Linked DNA regions of Homo sapiens: region 1 is linked to region 2. The links are chromatin loops, found by intact Hi-C in ENCODE. Cell type or tissue: Calu3. All regions are shown on one strand. Links, peaks and the distances in the headings refer to the core of each region. The heading gives the core; the rest is flanking DNA.

Evidence for each region. Hi-C counts contacts between places; a loop is a spot of excess contacts. Peaks named below come from ENCODE experiments on the same cell type or tissue, not always from the same donor. Only the 100,000 strongest peaks of a DNase experiment are listed, where the experiment ranks them.
Region 1: a loop joins it to region 2, with 1.9 times the contacts of the local background. A loop is called at or near these places in 1 of 110 quality-filtered maps.

What each region holds. Positions count from the first base shown.
Region 1 is chr5:124,400,461-124,405,460 of GRCh38, reverse strand. The region is part of intron 3 of LINC01170 (long intergenic non-protein coding RNA 1170); the gene reads left to right. It overlaps LOC105379155 (a long non-coding RNA gene), which reads right to left and starts at 1,951. Exons shown (of 3, transcript XR_001742872.2): 1 at 1,881-1,951. RefSeq lists a cis regulatory region at 3,232 and an enhancer at 3,148-3,317. In Calu3, for the core only: no CTCF peak of the experiment used is centred there; DNase peaks (open chromatin) are centred at 1,990 and 3,200.
Region 2 is chr5:124,055,325-124,063,048 of GRCh38, reverse strand. It overlaps LINC01170 (long intergenic non-protein coding RNA 1170), which reads left to right. Exons shown (of 6, transcript NR_125774.1): 5 at 539-631; 6 at 3,101-3,255. Among named protein-coding and RNA genes, the nearest start is that of LINC01170, 380 kb to the left of the region's middle. RefSeq lists an enhancer at 6,148-6,337. In Calu3, for the core only: no CTCF peak of the experiment used is centred there; a DNase peak (open chromatin) is centred at 5,748.

The DNA of each region.
Region 1 (5,000 bases), core at 1-5,000, 350 kb before region 2:
ACCAGGCCTAGATGGGGACTGGGGGCATCCTGGCAGGTTGATAATTTTATTTTAAAACCATATTCTTTCAATATTTGTACATTTATATCGAAGAGAGTCTGAGCTCTGTGTGGGAGCAATGTGCAGTGGGAACTTCTGGGTCCCTCGGTGTCCCCTTTCATGTCTTAGGCTATTTGGCTCTACCAGGTGTGGATATTCCACTCAGCACGGCTGTGCCCACAGAGGCTGTGCCTCTGGCTTGCTCTTCTTGGAAGTCAGATGCAAATATCGCCTTCTCGGGTCTTAGCCCCATCTTAGTATCCCATCCTTTTCCCTAAGAAGAAACGTGGCATATACAAGTTCCTCCATCTTGTGACATTTCCACGATTCTCTTAGCCCCTCTTACAGAACAGTTTCCCAAGCAGCAGCCTGCCTGATCCACCCTTAATTCAGCTGTGCGTCTGACAACATGTTCTACAGGAAAGATAACCTTGTACATCAGGTGTTTCCTGTTTCCAGTACCAAAAGGTCAGTACTTGATTACACATGTATTTACAAGGGTAGAGAAGGGAAATGATCAAAAGTTTTTACAACCATAGTCCTTCAATTAAGAAAGAAGTGGTCTTTAATTTTCTCCATTCTTTTTAAAAATTCTCTTTCTACCTTTGTTTAAATATCTCTCCTAACTAGGAAAGACCTGTTGTACATCATACAAGGCATACCAACCCACATACTAGAACACATAAGTAGGAGGAATAGTGTTCTAGAAGAGAATTACTATTTGGAGAAAAAAAGGCATAATTTCCTTTTACAGTCATGCATTGCTTAATGCCAGAGATACGTCCTGAGAAATGTGTGATTAGGCAGTATCATCATTGTGTGAACATAATAGAATGTATTTACACAAACCTAGGTGGTATAACCCACTATTCACCTAAGCAATATGGTACTGCTCCTAGGCTACAAACCTGTATAGCATGTTACTATACTGGATACTGTAAACAATTGTAACCCAATGGTAAGTATTTACATATCTAAACATATCTGAGCATTAAAAAGGTACAGTAAAAATACAGTATTCTAGTCTTACAGGATTACCACTATATATGCCCTTTGTCATTGATGGAACCATCATTATGCTGTGCTTGCCTATATTTCAAAATTCACTATAAAAAGATAGGTGAACCTCAGATCCATCTCCTAGATGTATGATTTCTAGCTGCATATTAACCTCAGTCACATTTTAATATTATTCACACAAAAATTAAAACACTCAGGTATTTGTGATGAAGTAATTTTGCCTAAATTTATTTTATTTCCAAAGAACCTGCATCAATTTGATTCAGTAACATTTAAAATCATTCAACAAAAATCTTTCAAACTTTTATGTTACAGTAATATTCAAACTCTTTTTTTGTGGCTCAAATCTTTTTATGAACTTCAATTATGTGAAAATATCCAATTTTATTTTTAAATAAAGATGTTTAGAAATGTATTGATATTTGTCAAATCTAAGTTGCAGCTATGTAAGTTTTTATTAAGTCATTCTCTGTGTATACTTCTAAGTATGTTGGACTTCTTACATAAAAAATTAAACGTTATTGAGGAAAGAAAAGGGAGAATAAGTTTCAAAAAGAAATTTATCTTTCTTTAGATATATATAATCATCACAAAATATTATCAGATAACAAATCTTGAATTTTACTTTAAATGAAAACATTTTTCAGATCTGTCTTACTAATTTTATGTAATTCCTTTTCACATGTTTCGTGAGGCTGATAAAATGCTTCGTAAGCAGGTATTCATGTGGCTCTATAACAAGTTATTTTTAGGAAGCTTATATACAAAAATACTTGCCACACTTTCTCTCACTCTCTGGACAGTCAGACAAGAAGGCTCACTTTCTCCAGGAATCTCCTAGTGCCAGGTTCTGGGCTGTGGACACCATGCTGGCCAGAGGAAGCTGCTGCACAGGTACAGAGGTGCAGAGGGTGGGGCTGCACTGAGAGGGCGGGGCGGGATCAGAAGTAATTTGACCAGTTAGGAAGCTACTGCAATAGCAATATTGATTATTTACTATGTGTCAGATGCTGTGCCATTGTGCTAGGTGCTGGGCATAGGAGTGAAAAAGACACCAAAGTCCTCAGTTCCAGGGAATTAATTTTTCTAGTAAACAAACAAACCAAAAAACAAGGAAAGTCATCATTACTATGGAGAAAACAACACTGGATCTTGTCATAGCGACTGAGGCCTCCACAGAAGGTGGGCTGTGTGTGTGTGTGTGTGTGTGTGTGTGTGTGTGTGTGTGTGTGTGTGTATGTGTATTATTTGGATAAACAAATTAGGGCCCATCTTTGGAGTTGGGGATGGGGTCAATCCCACCAGAATAGTGAAGGGATGTTTTCCATTTTCTTTCAGTTTTATCCATTCTCTTTGTTTGTTTTTCCAAAGAAAAGTCCAGGCGCTGATCCAGGATGCAAAAATTCATCCCCTTTAAAAGCTAGTGCCAGTTGTGGAGTGAGGATAGAAAAAGGGGAAGGAGAGGGAGCTTTGTGAATTCTCACACTGTGGTAATTTTTATTCCTGTTACAAATTAATTTTAAAAATCTATTATATACATTTTCAAGTTACCAAAGTGAAATCATCACAGCTCAAGTGCCTATGGTAGCAAACATGGATATTGCATAAATATATGGTCCCTAATAAATAAAAATTAAAATATTTGTATCTAACTGGAGTGTTTTTTAAAGTTAAAAATTAAAAATGAAATTAAATGAGAGAATGGGGCCATCATTAACAATTTAAAAAATGCTTAGTCTTTGGAAAGTGATTTAAAGTAGTAATAATTTTTTACCTTTTAGGCCTTTAATGACTATCAGTCCGCTCATCCAGCAGGAATGCCCATGTTTAGATTTAGTATTATTAGAGTTAGGTGTGTGCATGGCACAGTCCCAGAGTTCCATGGGAACATTCCCACCAGGGAGTGAGAGTTTATGCAGAGCAGCATCTATACTTCAGGTCATTACTGCAATTAGGCTTATTCTCGTCAGCTCCTACTTGGAAAGGATTAATGTTTTGATGTTTATAGACTGTTACCATGATTTTATTGTGGGCTCTGAGCCACCAGTTATTGAATCAGGGTTTCGCAAGAAAATATTCCTGTTTCACTGATCTCAAGAAACAAGGCAGAGGAAGCAGTGCTTCTGGCCATAGAGTCCCTGTGGCATGGGGCTGGGTTCTTACTGGCAATGCCGAGTCATCTGGTCAGAACACTTTACAACCACACAAAGAGGGCAAATAAGTGCAGAGCCAGCTCCTCTGAGCCCACAAAAGGTCCTGTTGAAATCTATTAATCTCCTCCGCTGAAGGGCAAGTGGAGACGATGACAATACTGAGGTGTGGAATAGAAGAAATGTGATAAGCGGCTCTATTTTGTTTCCACCTCTAGTGGCTTAGGAACACAGAGTGTTCGAGGTTCAAAGAACTGAGAAACCTCAACAGCCTTAGAGGTTGATTGTGAATATGTGGGTTTCTCTTTAGTAACCTTAGAAGGGCCACATTGTTTAATTGAAAAACTCAATAGCCCTTGTAAGTTTTCAAAAGCAAAATTCTCTTTACGCCTATGATCTTACTAACAATCAGATAAAAGCTCTTTCTCATCACAGTCCACCTATAATTTTTAAAAGGAAATTACCTAATCTGGGATTATAAATAAAACCTAAATAAACACACCTAAACAGCTCACTGAGATATAAATACCTGTCTATGTTCACTCAGGTGTAGGTAATTAGAAAAGAAATAAATGTACCTGGGGCCCAGCCCTGAGGCAATGAGGAAATCAGGGGAGTTTTGTTTTGGGCCTCTTTCAGGTTTCACTGTGGGTGCTTTTCCTTTCCTTCTTGACAATCCTTCCTCTGTCCTTGCACCCTGCCTCCCAGAGAAACTCGCACATATCTCATTCAAACTTTTAGCCTCTGTTTGTTTCTAGTTCTCAGCTCCCTGCTCCCAACCCTGCTCAGTCATTAACTAACAATTCACCTCTGAACTTACCCGTAATGGTACCCAGAGGGTCTCTGAGGCATGAAGTTCAGGAATCAGATGGGGAAGGAGGACAGAGTAGGGTGGGGAGGGCAGTGGCGGGTTTGGAACTTCAGGGTGAGACATTGCGTCTGCTGCCTTCTCAGATCCACCTGCAACTCACCAACCCAGCACTGGCCTATGGCCTTTCCACTCCTATTGCTTTTGCTGGCTGAGATCACTGGATTTTCCTTTGTATCTTTTCTTATTTATCTCATACCTTCCAAAATCTTCAGTAAACTGGAAAAAGTTCAAAACAAGCAATTTAGAATTTAAATAACTAAAAATAATAGTTTAAAAATAGGTTGGTGCTACCCCAAGTATAGTTCCCAGACCAGCAGCCTCGACACCAACTGGGGGCTGGTTAGGAATGCTGACTCTGGGGCCCAGCCCACACCCATGGGATCAGAATATAACGAGATTCCCAGGTAATATTCATATGCATACTAAAGTATGAGAAGTTCTTCTCCCACCCCTGACAATTACCCATTAAGGATTTGAATGATGGACTTGCTTGATAAAGGAAATGCCATGGTGACATGGCACCACTCACCATGTGAGTGCTTTTCACTCACACTTGCCCTTGAAAGAATGATTTGGGAAAAAAATATTAACATCAGATGTTCATACTGAAGAACATTCTTTGTCTACTTGGGTATTTTTAGCCTGTGGGGCAGGAGTATGCCATTACTTGAGTGTTATGCTACCCAATTTGGAGGAAAAAAGATGTGGTAGGCAGATAAAATAGATTCGTTTCAAATCAGGAGGATTTTTCAAAGTTTAGAGGAGAGAATTCTGGGGTATAAACAAAGGGAATGAAAAAAAGGGAAGAAGAATTGCTCAGAAATCCAGCTATGGACTACGTATCCTCTTCATAGCGTTAGAGATGTCCAGGTTTCTAACATGAGTTATTTGGAAAGTACACTTTGATTTTAGGACCATGT
Region 2 (7,724 bases), core at 2,725-7,724:
ATTTGTACTTCCGACTTTACCTACTCATCTTTTTGTATATTTTCAAAATTGGGATGTCTAGGTCAATGGGTATTGATAGATTCTTTTCATAAAGGTTGTAGCAATTCTTTATTCTACCAGCAAAGTATGTTGCCCTATATTCTCACCAGCACTTGATATTAGTTTTCAATGTGAAGAATAGAAAGTGAGATCTCATTTATATTTTATTTTACATTTCCTTGCTACCAACATGTTTGACCATATATTCATATGGTTAAGAGGTGGTTGGCCTTTCTTTTTCTATTACTTGCTTCTTCATTTCATTTTCCATATAGCATTACTTTCCTTTATGTTTACTTACTAATAAAAAATAATTTATTTTTATGAGACAAGGCCTCACTTTGTTGTCCAGGCTGGAATGCAGTGGCATGATCACAACACACTACAGCCTCAGTCCCCTGGGTTCAAGCAATCCTCCCACCTTGGCCTCCTGAGTAGCTGGGGCTACAGGTACGTGCCACCATGCTCAACTAATTTTTTTTTTATTTTTATGTTTTAGATATGGGGTCTCACTATGTTGTCCATGCTGATCTCAAACTCCTGGGCTCAAGCAATCTTCCCACCTCAGCCTCCCAAAGTGCTGGGATTACAGGCAAGAGACACTATGCTTGGAATTTTTTGTTTGTTTGTTTGTTTTTAACAATCTCCAAGAAAGTTTCATTTTGCTGCATATGGCCTTTCAATTTACCTAATGTGGCCACAGGCATAAAGGAGTCGAGTCAATGTTTCATAGATTATTGCAGTTTATGGCACTGACACCACCACTTACCCTCAGTGAGAAAAACAAAGGACCAGCAAAAGGTGATGATGTGGTAGACCTTGAAATTTCTGTCAATGGCACATCAACTAAAGAAATTCTAAAGAAAAATCATCTTGTCAACTTCTTAAGACTAGAAATGTATTTAGACTGCAATATAGATCTAATGCCCAGCTTGCAGAATTGCAGAATTTTCCAATTTGGTGTTGCTCTAGGTTAAAAAATGTACCAGCTGAAAAATGTGAATTGGAATCATTTGCCATTGGTTCCTAATATAATGACTGATTTCCCACTCTGGATTCAGCAAGCTGCAGGCAATGGGTTTGAACTGAGTCCAGGTGGAAAGGGGCCAGACATATTAAATTTAAGGCCTCTATTGCACAACTCCCTACAGAAATTGTACAAATAATGTAGCTGAAGTGCTTTCTGCATGCTGTGTAACCCAACTCTTTTGGCAACCTGATTAATTCCTTGCCATTTTCTGTAGTACGCACAGTTAGGAAGTATACTAAAAGGTGACAGAAACCATAATAGAAGCTGTCAAGGATTACATTCAAGATGTTATCCTCTTCATTTTCAGTTTAGAAAAACATTTTTCAAAAAAAAGGCCTCATAAAGCTTGGATATAATAATTACTCCTCGGTGCTATTTTCCTTTTGTTAATACCACTAATATTAGTAATAAATAAGTCCAACCCCAGAGATGATTGTTATTCTAAATTTATCCTGTATTCTACAGAGCTGAATATAAATATATATGCAGACTTACTAAAAACTATCTATCTTAGTTAATACAAAAAAAGCTTTTAATTGGACCTCCTTTACGTTGGACTGCAATGTCAATGCTTATTTCTCTGTTTAAGTGTCTGCACAGCCTTCAGGGGTTAAACGTTCATTCACTCCCACCCTGCTTTTTGTGCCTTTTCTCAAAAGGGGGCCTGTGAAAAAAGGATACTTTTGAGTGTAAATACTAAAAAGCATTGAATCCAAGATTTGCGGTAACTCCAGTTTTAGTCTTCTCAAAGATGGAGATGTTAATATTGTCAAGGTTCCAGTGAGAACATGATGCCAAGAATGACACACTGAATTCTACCCAAGTCATCTAAAACTAAAGCTTGTCAAAAGCAACTAATGTGTTAAGTAGACACGATTTTTTTTTCCAAAATGAAAACATTTTAGAGGTAGTCTTTATACTATTTTTTAACTTGTAAATTCTTTTTAAATTGCACACTAGGAACAAGGGGGTAGTTCAATAACTGGCTAATGAATTCTAATGTGTGACTTTGAAGTCAAATTGGCAAACACAGAGGGAATAGTGACTCGGTGCATTTCCAATCTGGAGTACCTGAGAAACTCAAACAAGGATTGTATTATAAATTCTGGGCGAACTTGGCACAGCATCGGGTCAGAATATTTTATCAGGCAACCTAGAGCCAGAGCTGAATTTTCCTTTTGTTTTCTGGATTTTGATTTCTAAATGTTTCCTTAGAACAGGTACTTGGTTTAAATGGGATTTAAATAAACTCAGCTCCAGGAATTAGTAACCAATTTGCTTTTAAGAGTCATGTTTCGTGTTTCACTTAATAGGTATCACATGTTTTCAGATGGTCTTTTTTCTATATATTGATGTCAGCTTAAGTGGAAAGAAATTCAAATAATCAAGCACCATAATACTTAGAGATTACATCCATAAATCAGGCTTGGCTATAACATCAGTATATGCTTAGGATCTCATCATGTTGCATGCCATAGAATATTTGTGTGTACGTGTGTCATTCATGTCTGAAAATATTTTTGGGAGGCAGCAGTCTAGTTGTTGGCCTGCTAATCTGAGAAAAAACACCTGGCAATTAAATGGAAACAATTGTAGGGTTAATTGATAGGGGAAGACTGATAGGATTCTGGCTGTGCTTGGGATCATGATGTGACCTCTGAGATATCATGGATTGGAAACTGGAAAATATTTTACATCTTGCACTTGAAAAAATATTTGAAGTGGCACCACATGGCAGAGTTAATCAGTGTCAAAATGTATTGCTTCAAGTCTTTGGAAAACATTAAGTAAGAGGTAAGTGGAATAAAAATGTTTTCCTGTTTGTTATGGACTAAACTGTGTTTCCTCAAAATCAATATGTTGAATCCCCAACCCCCAATGTGACTGTATTTGGGGATGTGGCCTTTAAGGAGGTAATCAAGATTAAATGAGGTTAAAAAAAAATGGTAGAACCTTAATCCAATGTGACTGGTGTCCTTATAAGAGAAAGAAACACAAGAGAACTTTCTCTCTCTTTCTCTCTCTCTGCAGGAGCACAAAGGAAAGGCCATGCGAGGACACAGGGAGAAGACAGGCCCCTACCAGTCAGGAAGGGAGCCCTCACCAGAAACTGAGCTGGCCAGCACAATGGTCTTGGACTTGTAGCTCCAGAACTGTGAGGAAATAAATTTCTGTTGTTGAAGCCACCCAGTCTGTGATTTTTTTTATGGCAGTACTAGCAGATTGATATACCTTCCATCTAGTTGCCTGAAAATAGGGTCTAAGGTACCATGCGTAAATAAAACATATCTGTGGTACCTGTGGTGCCAAAGCAGACATTTTGTATTTTTGTGGATTATCTGGGGACAGACACAGCTCTTACAGCTGAATAGAAATTCTCCCGATAGTGTCTGAAGTGGTTGTAAAAGTTGTCAGAGTGAGGGGAGTGGACAGCCGTTATTTTTGTTTGCCTACATTTATTTCTCCTTCCCCTCTAACATCACAATGGCTTTCCTAGAATAAGTGAATCCTCCCTCACTCTTCTCATGCTTAGTCCACATGATTTGGGTATGGCTGACTCCACCCCATGGCTCTAAGTAGGGCAGGTGACTCAGACCTGGAAGGAGGAGTACAGTAGCCCCTGACAGAATGATTACTCAGGAGAGAACGTGTGACCATCACAGCCATTTAACATCCACTTTTTCTGGAACTGCTGGGAAAGAAACATGAAATTTCTGTTGGATTTACTAATGTGAGAGCCTGTTAGTATGGAGCTGCTTGGGACCATTTCTCAAGGAATTATGTCAAAACAGAGGAAGCCCAAGTCAAGAAGAGACTAGTGTATTTCTGAAAGCACTCTTACAGGAGCAACATCCAGTGATTCTTGGGCCTAGACTTGGACTTTTCCGTTACTATCGCTGATACATTAGCCCATTTTTGCATAAGCCTGCTTGAGTTGAATTTTAGGCTCTTACAGAAGGAAGAGACATTTTGGTTATCACTATGGCTGACGCTTAAAAGAGAGATTTAAAATTTCAACTCAAATGCCCTCTCCCTTCTCACAATTTATCCAAACTTCTATTAAGCTTCTATTAAGGCTGAGTTCAAGTTATACATTCTCTGTGGGTAGCCTCCTCCTCTGGACTGTCATGTGAACCGCACAGCAAGAGAAGCAATGTAGAGGCACTGGGTTTCACAACACATGCAGTCAATTACCTGGATGGGGGCTAGGGGTCGCCAGGAGTTTAAGGACTACTTTTTAGAAATTTATTTGTTTGTCATTTACTAATTGTAGTGAGTTGAACAATGTTCCCCCCCAAATCTGTGTCAAACCAGAATCTCAGAATGTTATTTGGAAATAAGATCTTTGCAGATGTAGTTATTTAAAAATCTCAAGACGAAATTATCCCAGATATAAGGTGGGCACAAAGTTCAATGACAGGTATCCTTATAAAAGAGGAAAGGACACAGAGACCCAAGAAGAAGGCCATGTGGAAAGAGGGGCAGAGTTTGCAGTTATGTTGCCACAAGCCAAAGAACACCAGGAGCCACCACAAATTGGGAGAGGTAAGGAAGAATTCTCCCCTAAAGTCTTTGGAGGGAGCATAGTCCTGCTGACGTCTTGATTTCAGACTTCTGGCTCCCAGTGTTATGAGAAAATAATTTCTCGTTTTTAGACACCAAATTTTTTTATTATTTGTTATGGCATCCATATGAAATGAATACACCAGTGAAGCTATAAAGTATGAGAAAGTGGGGAGAAAGCTGAAAACTCTAAGAAATGACTTTGCTGGAGAAGGGGAAGTTCATGTCAAAGTTCATTAGCATTGAGATAAAAAAGATCAGTGCTATTCCCCATACACTGTACATTCTCCCTTGTGCCTTTATCCTAATTAATCAGATGCTGACCAGGCTTTGTATATTATCTGATGGCCATTCTCAGGAAAAGCAAGGATTTGCTGAGCTTTTGCACTTTTCTGAGATGGGGAAGGCACTGAGAAAAAGGGCGCATGACGATTTTACTACAGAAATTCTGCAGTGTGATTTGGCATCATGACAATTTGGCCATCTGCTTTGTGGAGGGAGTCCAGCACCATCAACGAGACAGTGTAATTTCTGTCACTTCTTAGAGAAGCATCCTTGTAACACAACAGTCCTTTGGTGGGTTCATTGTGTGGCAGTGTAAATTTTCATGACTAGGGTCCTCGTCCATCCTGGTTTGCCTCAGACAGCCCCAATTTATGCCTGTTGTCCTGGCTGAATTAATTACAGCCCTCCCTTTTTCACTTTGAAAAGTGTCCCTGTTTGGATGATAAATTATATAGCCACCTTAGCTATGACACAATCTCTCATTAAAAAAAAAAAAAAAAAGCTGTAAAGCTTTGCAAATTGATTTACTTTCATTTTCTTGCCAACCCCACAAGATTACTTACAATGTTTTGGAAATAGTAATTACATTTTTTTTTAAAGAGAGTTTTGCCTGGGAGTTAGAAAAGGGAAGTTCAAAAAGGGAAGTCTATGCTGTCTGTTTCCTAAAGACTGTTTCGCTCCTCCACAGCAGGTGCCCCCACCAGTGCCTCCCTACCCGCTCCCAGCTTTGGTGGCAGAGCAATGCCTCTATCCAGTGAAAGGAATTTGGCTGCTTCAGCAAGGTGACAACTGCACACATCCATATCTGCAAGGCAGGTGTAAGCTGGCATTTTGCCCAAGTCTAGCCAGACAGCTTCATAAATCCTGCCCTTACCACAGCCCGAATTACTTTTCATGACACAAAGCCAAGCTGTGTTATTCACCTAATGCCCCGATTTACAGTTCCCAAGACAAAAGAACATACAGATAGAGTTTCAGGGCTCTGTTTGCCTTCACGTTTATCTAAAGGTCAGTTTCAGGTCACGCTCAAGAAACCTGACAAATGGTGGTGAATAAACCTAAAAATAAATTAAATGCAAGTGGGAAACTTAAGCATTCCTTATTCTTGTGCCAAAAGAAAACTCAACCCAATTGACATTCTTTTAATATCTGAGATAAACAGCTGTTCTCTTATTCATGGCATCGTAGGGAATTATCATGCTCCCTTCAGCTCCTGCGCACATGTACATGTGTGTGCTTCCACATAAGGTACCCACATGTACACACATACACACGTCTCGGCGCAGTTCCCGTTTAGGTATTTGTTCTTGTGTCTTTAAGGACCTGAGTTCATGGAAGACTTGAGGGTCCTCAGAGTGAGAACTGCTCTTATCTGGAACAGTGCTGTGGTTGCCCAGGAGTACCACTCATGTCCTGCCAGGCTCAGGGGCACTAGGACGTCAAGCAGAAATCTCATCACTCTATGAACGAGAAAATCAGACCAACAAATGCCGGTCCTTGGAGAGAGATAATTGCTCATATGCCAGATTCATGAAGGTGAGAGTTGAGCAGTTAACCTGAAGAATGCTTCATGCAAATAGGCTTAGAACTGCGGAACAAGAAAGTGCTGGAGCCCCACCAACTGAAAATACCTCTGCAGAAACCTCAAGACCTCAACAGTCCATTGCCGAGTTGTTGGCCATGACAGGGCTTCTAGAGCAGCACTTAATTTACCCTTGGTAATTCTAAGGAAAATGATAGACAACAACAAAAAACCCACCTTCTGCCCTTCAGAAAACTGCAATAGACTTTGAGATCTACCCCACTATGCTGTGTTTTTCTATATGTAAACCTTCTCTATGATGTAGATTTTCCTTCCTCCCACTCCATCCCCAAACCCCCAGCCTCGCTTTTCTATTCACAAGATTGGGACAGAAATTTCACTAAGAGAAGTAAGACACTGCTGGAGAAGAAACACACTGAGCCCATCACATTTCACAGTGGGTTTGTAAATTCCAGCTGCCTCTGTTAGGGTTACAGAACAAGCCCAGAGTTGTTTCTAAAGACATAGTCAAGTAAAACTCATCACTGTCAAGCTTCTGAATGCAAGGAAGAAGTGTGGCAGATGAATGTGTTTCTGTGACTGGTTTGAAAACCTGCCATATGGTTTGTGGACAGTAGCATTTGGACAACTGAGGTATAAAGGAGTCTTATGGCACCATCAGCAGCCACATTTGCTCACTCTCACCCTCTCAGCTCTCACTTGTCCCACACGTACAGATGGGGCCCTACTGCAAGACTTTTTGGCTTTCCTCCTAACAGCTTCCATTGACTTACAAAGAGTGCAGGCTGGAAGCACTGGGATTTCATTCCCCCAGAGAGCAGCCAATGGCACATGGGAGTTGGTGGATATATACCCCAGTGGTGAGAACTCTGAGATATGTTTTACACTGGCTCTCAACAGTCCCCAGTGGGGTTATGCCCCCATTGCCCACCATGATAACTGGCTCAGTAGGGCACCGTTTAGCGGCTTCTTTACCTTCCCTCTCTCATTTCCTCATCCCACTACTGGTGCTACTTGGATCCCCTCACAAATAAAGCACTTGTATTAAAATCCTTATCTGGAGTCAGATCCTGGGGGATCCCAGCCTAAGAAAGCACACTATGAGGATATCTGTGAAAAGGCAGGTGGAACTACATAGATTATGTGACTTGTGTCTGAAGAGTGAGCCCCATAGGGCATTTGGAAATGGCACAGAGGATGTGCCCTGGAGTATCCACATGTATTGATGGAGGTTATAGAATGTGAACTTCCAGATGCAAATGT